2 separate regions of the Homo sapiens genome follow, and region 2 is linked to region 1. Evidence: read pairs that join two places in POLR2A ChIA-PET (ENCODE). Cell type or tissue: PC-9. All regions are shown on one strand. Each heading gives the region's core, and the rest is flanking DNA. Links, peaks and the distances in the headings are about the cores only.

Evidence for each region. ChIA-PET counts read pairs that join two places held together with the same protein. Peaks named below come from ENCODE experiments on the same cell type or tissue, not always from the same donor. Only the 100,000 strongest peaks of a DNase experiment are listed, where the experiment ranks them.
Region 2: POLR2A ChIA-PET joins it to region 1 with 9 read pairs; 2 of 35 experiments call an interaction of 5 or more read pairs at or near these places.

Annotation. Positions count from the first base shown.
Region 1 is chr1:32,728,028-32,733,400 of GRCh38, reverse strand. No RefSeq gene overlaps it. Among named protein-coding and RNA genes, the nearest start is that of NHSL3, 11 kb to the left of the region's middle. In PC-9, for the core only: no CTCF peak of the experiment used is centred there; a DNase peak (open chromatin) is centred at 3,270; H3K27ac peaks cover 469 bases.
Region 2 is chr1:32,606,423-32,611,742 of GRCh38, reverse strand. LOC102723870 (a long non-coding RNA gene) reads left to right here. Exons shown (of 3, transcript XR_426677.5): 2 at 1,595-1,646; 3 at 2,416-3,194. Among named protein-coding and RNA genes, the nearest start is that of ZBTB8OS, 41 kb to the left of the region's middle. RefSeq lists an enhancer at 4,663-5,163. In PC-9, for the core only: no CTCF peak of the experiment used is centred there; no DNase peak of the experiment used is centred there.

The sequences.
Region 1 (5,373 bases), core at 223-5,222:
TAGGAAGCTCCCCATCTCTACAAAAATTTAAAAATTATCTGGGCTGGGCACAGTGGCTCACGCCTGTAATCCCAGCTCTTTGGGAGGCTGAGGCAGGCGGATCACCTGCGGTCAGGAGTTTGAGACCAGCCTGGCTAACATGGTGAAACCCCATTTCTACTAAAAATACAAAAAATTAGCTGGATGTGGTGGGCACGTGCCTGTAGTCCCAGCTACTCGGGAGGCTGAGGCAGGAGAATCGCTTGAACCCAGGATGCGGAGGTTGCAGTGAGCCGGGATAGCGCCATTGCTCTCCAGCTTGGGCAACAAGAGCTAAACTCCGTCTCAAAAAAAAAAAATTAGCTGGGTGTCGTGGTGCATGCCTGTGGTCCTAGCTACTTGAGAGGCTGAGGTGGGAGGATCACTTGGGCCCAGGAGGTTAAAGCTGCCATGATCGTGCCACTGCACTCCAGCCTGGGCAACAGAGACTCTGTCTCAAAAATATATATGCATTAAAAATATAATAAACACGCCGGGTGCGGTGGCTCATGCCTGTAATCCCAGCACTTTGTGGGGCGGAGGTGGGTGGATCACCTGAGGTCGGGAGTTCAAGACCAACCTGACCAACGTGGAGAAACCCTGTCTCTACTAAAAATACAAAATTAGCGGCCGGGCGCAGTGGCTCATGACTGTAATCCCAGTACTTTGGGAGGCCGAGGCGGGCGGATCACGAGGTCAGGAGATGGAGACCATCCTGGCTAACACAGTGAAACCCCGTCTCTACTAAAAATACAAAGAATTAGCCGGGCGTGGTGGCGGGCACCTGTTGTCCCAGCTACTTGGGAGGCTGAGGCAGGAGAATGGCATGAACCCGGGAGGCAGAGCTTGCAGTGAGCCAAGATTGCACCACTGCACTCCAGCCTGGGCGACAGAGCAAGACTCCATCTCAAAAAAAAAAAAAAAAATTAGCTGGGCTCGGTGGCAAGTGCCTGTAATCCCAGCTACTCGGTAGGCTGAGGCAGGAGAATCACTTGAACCTGGGAGGCAGAGGTTGCAGTGAGCCGAGATTGCACCATTGCACTCCAGCCTGGGCAACAAGAGCGAAACTCTGTCTCAAAAAAACAAAATAATAATAATAATAATAAAGACATATAGGCAGTGCATGATGGCTCACACCTGTAATCCCACCACTTTGGGAGGCTGAGGTGGGTGGATCACGAGATCAGGAATTCAAGACCAGCCTGGCCAACGTGGTGAAAACCCTGTCTCTACTAAAAATACAAAAATTAGCCAGGTGTGGTGGCGGGCGCCTGTAATCCTAGCTACGCAGGAGGCTGAAGCAGAAGGATCACTTGAACCTAGAAGGTGGAAGTTGTGGTGAGCTGAGACCGTGCCATCGCACTCCAGCCTGGGTGACAGAGTGAGACTCCGTCTCAAAAAAAATAAAAAATGAAATAAAATAAACACATATAAATAGACACAAACAAGCTGAGATACACAGCTACACCCCACACACATACATACCACCAATACACCCAAGCATATACTCACTTATACAGAGACACACAGACACACATACACAAATGCATACATTTCCAGATGCACAGACATTCACCAATATAAGAAAAGAATACACACAGACGCTTAGCAGCCCATAAACCACAGACAGGCTGGGTGTGGTGGCTCACGCCTGTAATCCCAACACTTTGGGAGGCCGAGGTGGGCGGATCACGAGGTCAAGAGATCGAGACCATCCTGGCTAACACAGTGAAACCCTGTCTCTACTAAAAATACAAAAAAAAATTAGCCAGGCATTGTGGCAGGAGCCTGTAGTCCCAGCTACTCAGGAGGCTGAGGCAGGAGAATGGCGTGAACCCGGGAGGCGGAGCTTGCAGTGAGCTGAGATAGGGCAGAGTGAGACTCCGTCTCAAAAAAAAAAAAAAAAAAACCACAGACAGATTCAACCAGGCCCCGTAAACAAACATAGATGTAAAGAGGCAAACACTTACAAGTAGAAACACAGTTCCAGGCAAGGAGAAGAGAGGAAAAGGGAACTAATACTTGGTAAGAGCCAATTTTGCAGCAGACAGCATGAGAACAGTTTTACCTGTAGGATCTTTTTAAAATCCTTCCAATAATCTGTAAAGTTGGTAGGATTATCCCTGCTTCATACAAATGCAATAATATACATGCTTATAAAGGCCCAGATAATACATGAGAAAATAGGATACAATGTGAAAGTTCCCCATCACATACCCCTTTCCCACCCCACCCCATCCACTATTAATGAGAAGGGTAGCATAAACCCCTCCAGCCTTTTTCTTTTCTTTTCTTTTTGGAACTGGCACCCAGGCTGGAGTACAGTGGCGCAATCTCGGCACACTGCAACCTCCGCCTTCCAGGTTCAAGTGATTCTCCTGCCCCAGCCTCTCAAGTAGCTGGGATTACAGGCGCCCGCCACCACGCCCGGCTAATTTTTTGTATTTTTAGTAGAGACGGGGTTTCACTATGTTGACCAGGCTGGTCTCGAACTCCTGACCTCATGATCTGCCTGCCTTGGCCTCCCAAAGTGCTGGGATTACAGGCATGAGCCACCACGCCTGGCCTTTTTTTTGTTTGTTTGTTTTTTTGAGACAGAGTTTCGCTCTCGTTGCCCAGGCTGGAGTGCAATAGTGCAATCTCGGCTCACTGCAACCTCCGCCTCCTGGGTTCAAGCGATTCTCCTGCCTCAGCCTCCCAAGTAGCTGGGATTACAGGCATGCACCACCACGCCCGGCTAATTTTGTATTTTTAGTAGAGACAGGGTTTCTCCGTGTTGGTCAGGCGGTCTTGAACTCCCGACCTCAGGTGATCCGCCCACCTCGGCCTCCCAAAGTGCTGGGATTTCAGGTGTGAGCCACAGCGCCTGACTGCCCTCTGGCCTTTTTCTACGCATTTGTATACAAGTACGTAAAGATACAGCAAATTTGAACATTTTCTGCAAAACTGACTCAGAGCAGATAAGAAATTGGACCAAGGTCACACAGCTAGTTAGTAATAGAACCAGGATTTGGATTTAGCTCTGGCTCACTCCAAAATGCTCTTTTTGCTGCCTCAGCCCACAGACAACCACAGAGACCTAAATTCACAAAGGGGAGGCCCAGGGTCGGAGGGAGGGGCAGCATGTCTGGGCAGGAAGGGAAAGGAAGCTGCACAGAGTCTCTGCCTGATTGCTCTGGGATCAAGTCTCAGTCCCTTAGGTGGCTCCCCTGGTCAAAGGATTGTCCCTGTAAATTCCTATTAAGAAGCAGATGTATCCCTGGGATGGAAACCTTTGAATCATTGACTCATAGGTGACCACCAGGCAAGTGACTAAGTGATGACATGCACAGCTGCAGCCTTCAGGACCACGCCCGGCCACCCAGCTTTTTTTATTATTATTTTTTTTGAGACAGGGTCTTGCTGTGTTGCCCAGGATAGAGTGCAGTGGCATGATCACGACTCACTGCAGCCTTGACCTCCCAGGCTCAGGCGATCATCCTCCCACCTCAGCCTCCCAAGTAGCTGGGACCACAGGCACGTGCCATCACGCCCGGCTAGTTTTTCTAATTATTCGTAGACACAGGGTCTCCCTACGTTGCCCAGGCTAGCTATCACATTTTAGCAAACATGTTTTCCATCACTCTCGCAGCTAGATGGGAGGCCCTGAAGAGCAAGGGCTGGCCTCCTTCCTCTCTGAATTTATAGTGCCAGGAGAGGCTTGGCGCAGTGGAGAGGGATTCAGTGGGTGGTTGTTGAGTGGGGTCCACATCCATTTGATGTTCATCTGAGCAGCAAAGTGAGAAAATAGGAGAGATGTGTTGTGGGGCTAGGGTACCCTGGGAAGGCCACTGGTAGCTGTGGCTCCCTCAGGAAGTCACTGAAGGCAAGAACTCCTTCAGGATCTGGCTATCACTAGCCCTGAAGCCCAGGTCGGCCTGTCTGCACAGCTGCCCCTGCTGGGGAAGCAAGTGTCCTCCGGCTCCTCCACATCTCCCTTCAGTTAGGAGCTCTCAGCCCATCTGTTATTAAATATTTACTGTTTCTCGCTCTGCTCAGCTTGGTGCCAGGCCCTGGAGGAGGGAATTGGAGACTAGGGGACAGGGAACTAACTGTCTACAATTAATGATCACTTACCTGTTCCCACAGAATTCACGGAAGCCCTGTAAGTTGGGTTCTTAGCTCTATGAAATGAAGTTGAGAGAGGGAAGACACTGGTCCCAGGTCACAGAGCCAGTGAGCCAAGATCCATAGTCAGGTGTGTGTGCATCCTTCCCCTGCATCCTGCACCCCACCCCACCCCCCAGCCTGGGAGGATGTGGACTTGACTTGAATGAGGCTCAGGGAGGCCATTTCTGAGGTGGGGCTGCAGCTGAAACATGGCCTGCCCCGGTGGATTCTCTACAATAACAACAGCTTGCATTTATCCAGCACTTTCCCTTCCATTAGCTCATTCAGCCCTCCCCAGCATCCCCATGGGTACCTATTATTCTCTCCATTTGACAGATGAGGGATGGAAGCTCAGTGAGCTCAAGTGACTTTCCTAAGGTTGCACAGCATTGCATGGCAAAGCATGAGTACACTTTCAGATCCTAAACCTTCCTCTTGGATCTGTCTGCTGCCTCAGCTTTTCTCCCCTCCAGCATCCTCCGTGCTGCCCTAGAGAAGCTCTCCAAAACACATGTGAGCTTCCAGTCCCTGCCTTCTCATGGCCACAGCTTTGTCTGTGGGTAATTTTTTTGGCTTTCCCTGACTTGTCTACCTTTCAAGCTCCTACTCAGCCTGCAGGTGCCAACTCAAATGCTATCATCTCCAGGAAGTCTTCCTGGATTGATCCAGCCACACTTCAGCACTCCCTCTTTTTATTTTTTATTGTTTTGAGATGGAGTTTCGCTCTTGTTGCCCAGGGTGGAGTGCAATGGCGCGATCTCGGCTCACTGCAACCTCCTGCCTCCCGGGTTCAAGTGATTCTCCTGCCTCAGCTTCCCAAGTAGCTGGGATTACAGGCATGCACCACCACGCCCAGCTAATTTTGTATTTTTAGTAGAGATGGGGTTTCTCCATGTTGGTCAGTCTAGTCTTGAACTTCCAACCTCAGGTGATCCGTCCACCTCGGCCTCCCAAAGTGCTGGGATTACAGGCTTGAGCCACCGCACCTGGCTCAGCATTCCTTCTAAGCATAGAAGTTCCTCCATATAAACCTCTAGTAGAGCAATTATCTTATTATGTTTGTTTGTCTGTCTAACTTTCTCACCAGACTGTGAGTTCCTTAAGGGCAAAGACAATGATTTTTCAAGTCAGCCTCCCCTGCACATAGCTTTGGTACTTGTTTGTACAACATCCCTAAGGGCTAGGCCTCAGGCCTCAGTGAAAGAT
Region 2 (5,320 bases), core at 321-5,320, 120 kb after region 1:
CGGGGTTTCACGATGTTGGCCAGACTGACCTGATCTCAGGTGATCCGCCGGCCTCGACCTCCCAAAGTGCTGGGATTACAGGCGTAAGCCACTGCGCCGGGCCAAATGTGGGCTTTTTATAAGGCGTCCACTACACACGACAGAAAAATGCCTATTTCCCCCTATCGCCCCCAGAGTCTAGCTAATCTAGCTTTAGGAGTGTCTGGTAAATCCCAGGCCTCTCCGACGGGGGCGGTGGGGGAAGGGGGGTCTAGCTGTTAGACTGAATAACTTTCCAGGAAAAGTAGTTGTGACGAAAAACAGGACTGAAAAGGAAGAGTTTCTACCCCTTAATCTCGCTCACTGGCATAGTCATCCCTGAAAATAATATATAAAGTCATGGTTTATAGAGGGTTCACTTGCTTGAACGTGATATCCATTGTTTAGGGAGAAAAAACCCAGGCTTTTTTATCTATTTGTTACTTTTTTAATAGACAGTGTCTCACAATGTGGCCCAGGCTGGAGTGCAGTGGCGCAATCATAGCTCACTGCAGTTTTGAATTCCTGGGCTCAAGGGATCCTCCCGCCCCAGCTTCGCTTCCCAAATAGCTGGGACTACAGGCCTGTGCCACCATGCCCGCCTAATTTTAATTTTTTGGGTTTTTTTGGTGGAGGTAGAATGTCACTGATGCCCAGGCTGGCCTCGAACTCCTGGCCTCAAGTGATTCTCCCACCTCAGCCTCCCAAAGCGCTGATATTACAGGAGTGAACCAATGTGGCCATATCTCAAGGCCTTCATTTTTTAACACGTGGTGCTAATACTTTCAGCTGGGGTTTTCAACTCCTGGGTTTTTTGTGGACTTTTTCCTCAGTATACAGAAAAAGTTTAAAATCAATTCAGATAGGCAACAAAAGGCACAGTATCTTTTCTTTTGTTTTTTGAGAAGTTTCACTCTTGTTGCCCAGGCTGGAGTGCAGTGGCACAATCTCAGCTCACTGCAACGTTGCCTCCTGGGTTCAAGCGGTTCTCCTGCCTCAGCCTCCTGAGTAGCTGGGATCACAGGTGTGCACCAACACGCCCGGCTAATTTTTGTATTTTTGGTAGAGACGGGGTTTCACCATGTTGGCCAGGCTGGTCTTGAACTCCTGACCTCAAGTGATCCACCTGCCTCGGCTTCCCAAAGTGCTGGAATTACAGGTGTGAGCCACAGTGCCTGGACTCAGCATGTAACCTTTTAAAATTATGCAAGAAAATAAAAAGAAAAAAAATTATGGGCCAGTCATGGTGGCTCATGCCTGTAATCCTAGCACTTTGGGAGGCCGGGGCTGGCGGATCATCTGAGGTCAGGAGTTTGAGACCAACCGGGCCAATATGGCGAAACCCCATCTCTACTAAAAATACAAAAATTAGCTGGGTATGGTGGCCCATGCCTATAATCCCAGCTGCTTTGAGGCTGAGGCAGGAGAATCGCTTGAACCCGGGAGGCGGAGGTGTGAGCCAAGATCACACCACTGCACTCCAGCCTGGGCGACAGAGCAAGACTCCGTCTCAAAAAAAAAAAAAAATTATGCAAGAAAGTACCATTTTGTCATTGGAAGAAATTCTTTTTTGCAGGAGACTGAAGAGATATACTTGTCATGAATGGATTGCAAACATAACCTTCAAGGTGGGAATGAAAATGGTACTCTATCTAAAAGTTGTGTTTTATTTTTAAAGCTTTTTTTAAAAATGGTAATTCTTGAAGAAATAAAGCAAAAGAGAAGTTTGCTTTGTTTCCAAATTCGTCTGAAGTCTTCTTTAAATAATACAGTAGTATTTTCCTGCCTCTCTAGTATTCCATTTAACTGGAACTAAAGAATGACTTAATTCAATTATTTTATGGAATTCTAAAGTGTAGCAATTGAGCTTTTACAGAGCTTGGAGTGTTCTGGTTCCTTTCTTTAAAAAGAAAATATTAAAGCTTGTAAAATTTCAGTATGTAGTATTTCAGTCACGTATTCATTACATAGTTCTTTTATTGGTTTGAAATACTGTGTGAATTCCCAGAATGCAATACCCATAATCAAATAAAATGCAAATGCATCCCAAAATAAAAATGGGGTATTTTAAGACTACTCATTATTTTATTAGAGTGTCGATATTACTTGTCTCTATTAAAAACCTTAGATAATGGAACATGCAGTGTGTCTTGAAATTTTACAAAAATAAATATTTTCCTGGACTGGACACCTCTATTTTTAAATTTTTCCTTAATGATACGGTTGAGAACCAGTGGACTGTAAGGTCAAATAGTCCTACTGCCTCTCCTTGGCATCTATATGGGGAGGACAGAGGGAAACCTTGAATGGGCCCTATTTTGCATGTCACAAACTTTGGGAAGCTTTTATTTATTTATTTATTTATTTATTTATTTATTTATTTATTTTTATTTTTAGAGCCAAGATCTTGCTGTATCGTCCAGGCTGAAGTGCAGTGGCACCATCATAGCTCACTGCATCCTTCACTCAGTGATCCTAAGGCTCAAGTGATCCTCCCACCCGAGCCTCCTGAGTAACTGAGACTACAGGCATGTGCCACCACGCCCACCTAATTTTTAAATTTTTTGTAGAGACTGCGACTTGTTATGTTGCCCAGGCTGGTCTCAAACTCCTAGGCTCAAGCAATCCTCCTACCTCTGTCTCCCAAAGTGTTGGGATTACAGGCATGAGCCACTGTATCCAGCCTAGGTTTTTTTTTTTCAGACGGAGTCTCGTTCTGTCGCCAGGCTGGAGTGCAGTGGCGCAATCTCAGCTCACTGCAAACTCCGCCTCCCGGGTTCAAGCGATTCTCCTGCCTCAGCCTCCTGAGTAGCTGGGACTACAGGCATGCGCCACCACACCCAGCTAATTTTTGTATTTTTAGTAGAGATGGGGTTTCACCATGTTGGCCGGGATGGTCTCGATCTCTTGACCTCCTGATCCACCCGCCTTGGCCTCCCAAAGTGCTGGAATTACAGGTGTGAGCCACCGTGCCCAGCCAGCCTAGCTTGCAAAAATACTTACACCCAAGCCCCACCTGCCCGAGATTCTGATTTGCCTAGGCATCTGTATTTTAAAAGATCCACAGGTGATTCTAATGTGCAACCAAAGTTGAGGATCTCTGGTCTAGGCAGAAATGTTGTTCCCTTTTTCCCTTATGGGCTGAATAAAAATAAGTTTCTCTTTAATAAAGAAAATAAGTAGTTGTAAGTAATATCAACAAGGAAATAAATGATTTTCCCAAGGGGAAAATCAAGAAACTATATAATGGAATTGTGTATCTGGAAATCTGAAAGAGCAAAGCAGGCAAAGTATAAAATTCTGCTTGCAAATGATCTAGCTAAGCGCAAAGGTAAAGGTAAAGGGTATTTCCCTGGTCTCTGGTTTCCTTTTTTCTTTTTGAGACAGTCTTGCTCTGTCACCCAGGCTGGAGTGCAGTGGCGTGATCTCAGCTCACTGCAACCTCCACCTCCTAGGTTCAAGCAATTATTGTGCCTCGGCCTCCTGAGTAGCTGGGATTACAGGCATGCGGCACCACGCCAGGCTAATTTTTGTATTTTTTATAGAGATGGGGTTTTACCATGTTGGCCAGGCTGGTCTTGAACTCCTAGCCTCAAATGATCCGACCACCTCGGCCTCCCAAAATTCTGGGATTACAGGTGTGAGCCACTGTACCCAGCCTCTGGTTTCCTATTTAAAGGTGAGAAAGTATGCAACGGATTTTGATGGTTTGAAGAAAAAAAAAAAAAAAGAAAGAGTAGGGAAAAGTGTTATACTATTTCAGTAATTGCAAAATATTTTGACTTCAAGATATTTTGACTTCAAGAGTCCCTTTGCTTCTATTGCTGTGTGGTTCATTACTTGTTAACATTATATTTAAATATTTTACTTTTTTGGTGGCATTAATACAGTTCTGTGGGGAGAAGGCTGACGTGAAAATGAAGTTTACAGATTCTCGGTGGATTTCATTTTTCTGGCCTATTCATAGGTCCATTAGCAGGAATAGTTAAGAAACTCCTGTATCAAAATTATATGTTACTTATACTTCACAATATATAAAACAGCTGGCTATATACTACCATTTCTGTGATAACTTGAATTTTATCATTAAAACTCTTGTAACTAAAGGCACCAGTGGCCCGTCTGTAACAGCCGCTGCTGCGATGCCAGCTGCAGTGAGGGAAACGCAGCTGAGGCTCACGGCTCCACGAAGCCCACAGGGGCTGGCTACAGGCAGGAGCCCTGCCCCTACTGAATCGGCAGGGCTGGAGTCCCACACTTCTGGGCACAGCTGCAGCCGCCCAGCTGCGGCTCCAGACCTGGGCATCCCTGCACTCTTCAGGGCTTGGGAAGCTCCCAGCGCCCACAGGCTCAGAAGTGCCTGCTCCCATTCCCTGGCCTCTTTCTGCTCCTGCACCTGCTCTGTTGCAGAGCAAAGTTGGGCCAAACCTAGGTGTTGTCGTGACCTGGCCAGGTTGAGCATGCTAGAGGTGGCACTGACACGCCAGCCCCCTGCCACCTCAGCCCCCTCTAAACTTTGGGCACCCATGTGCGTGGGAGGGAAGCCAGTCAGGGGGTTGATGACGGTGGCTTGGTTTGGGCCTGCAGGCGCCCCTTGGCACAGTCTGGGCACCATGGAGGGCATGTTGATGGCAGGAGGCAGACAGGTTCCTGGGTGGAAAAGGGTGGGTTCCCAGTGAAATCCCCCCTTCAAGCCAGGGAATGCCTGAAGCCTGGGGGTTGGTCTGGCAGTTCCTGGTGGAGTCCAGGGCTAGAGTAAGAACTTGTGGTGTTTTCTGGGCTGCCCATGGACACCCACAGACCAAGCAGCATGCACTTCCTCCCTTCTGAGCCCATAAAAACCCCTGGTCTCAGCAGACTCAGCCGGCTGTCAGGACTACCAGCTGCAGGAAGGAGCTACCCGCTTTGAGTCTCCTTAAAAGGACCTGCCTGCAGGTCTCCTCTTGGGTGAGAGCTGGTCATCTGGACACTCATCAGGTCGACCTGCCTGTGGAAAGGAGCTATCCACTTCGGGTCTCCTGAGAGCTGTTCTGTTGCAGAGTGAAGCTCCTCTCTGCCCTGTGGAAAGGAGCTACCCACTTCAGGTCTCCTGAGAGCTGTTCTGTTGCTCAGTGAAGCTCCTTTCGGCCTTGCTCACCCTCCAGTTGTCTGCGTACCTCATTCTTCTCGGATGCAGGAAAAGAACTCGGGACCCACCAAATGGTGGACTGAAAGAGCTGTAACACAAGCAGGGCTGAAACATGCTCCCTGCTCACCACGTTGTGGGCGACGAGAAGGAGAGAAGAGCTGCAGCCCTTCTGGC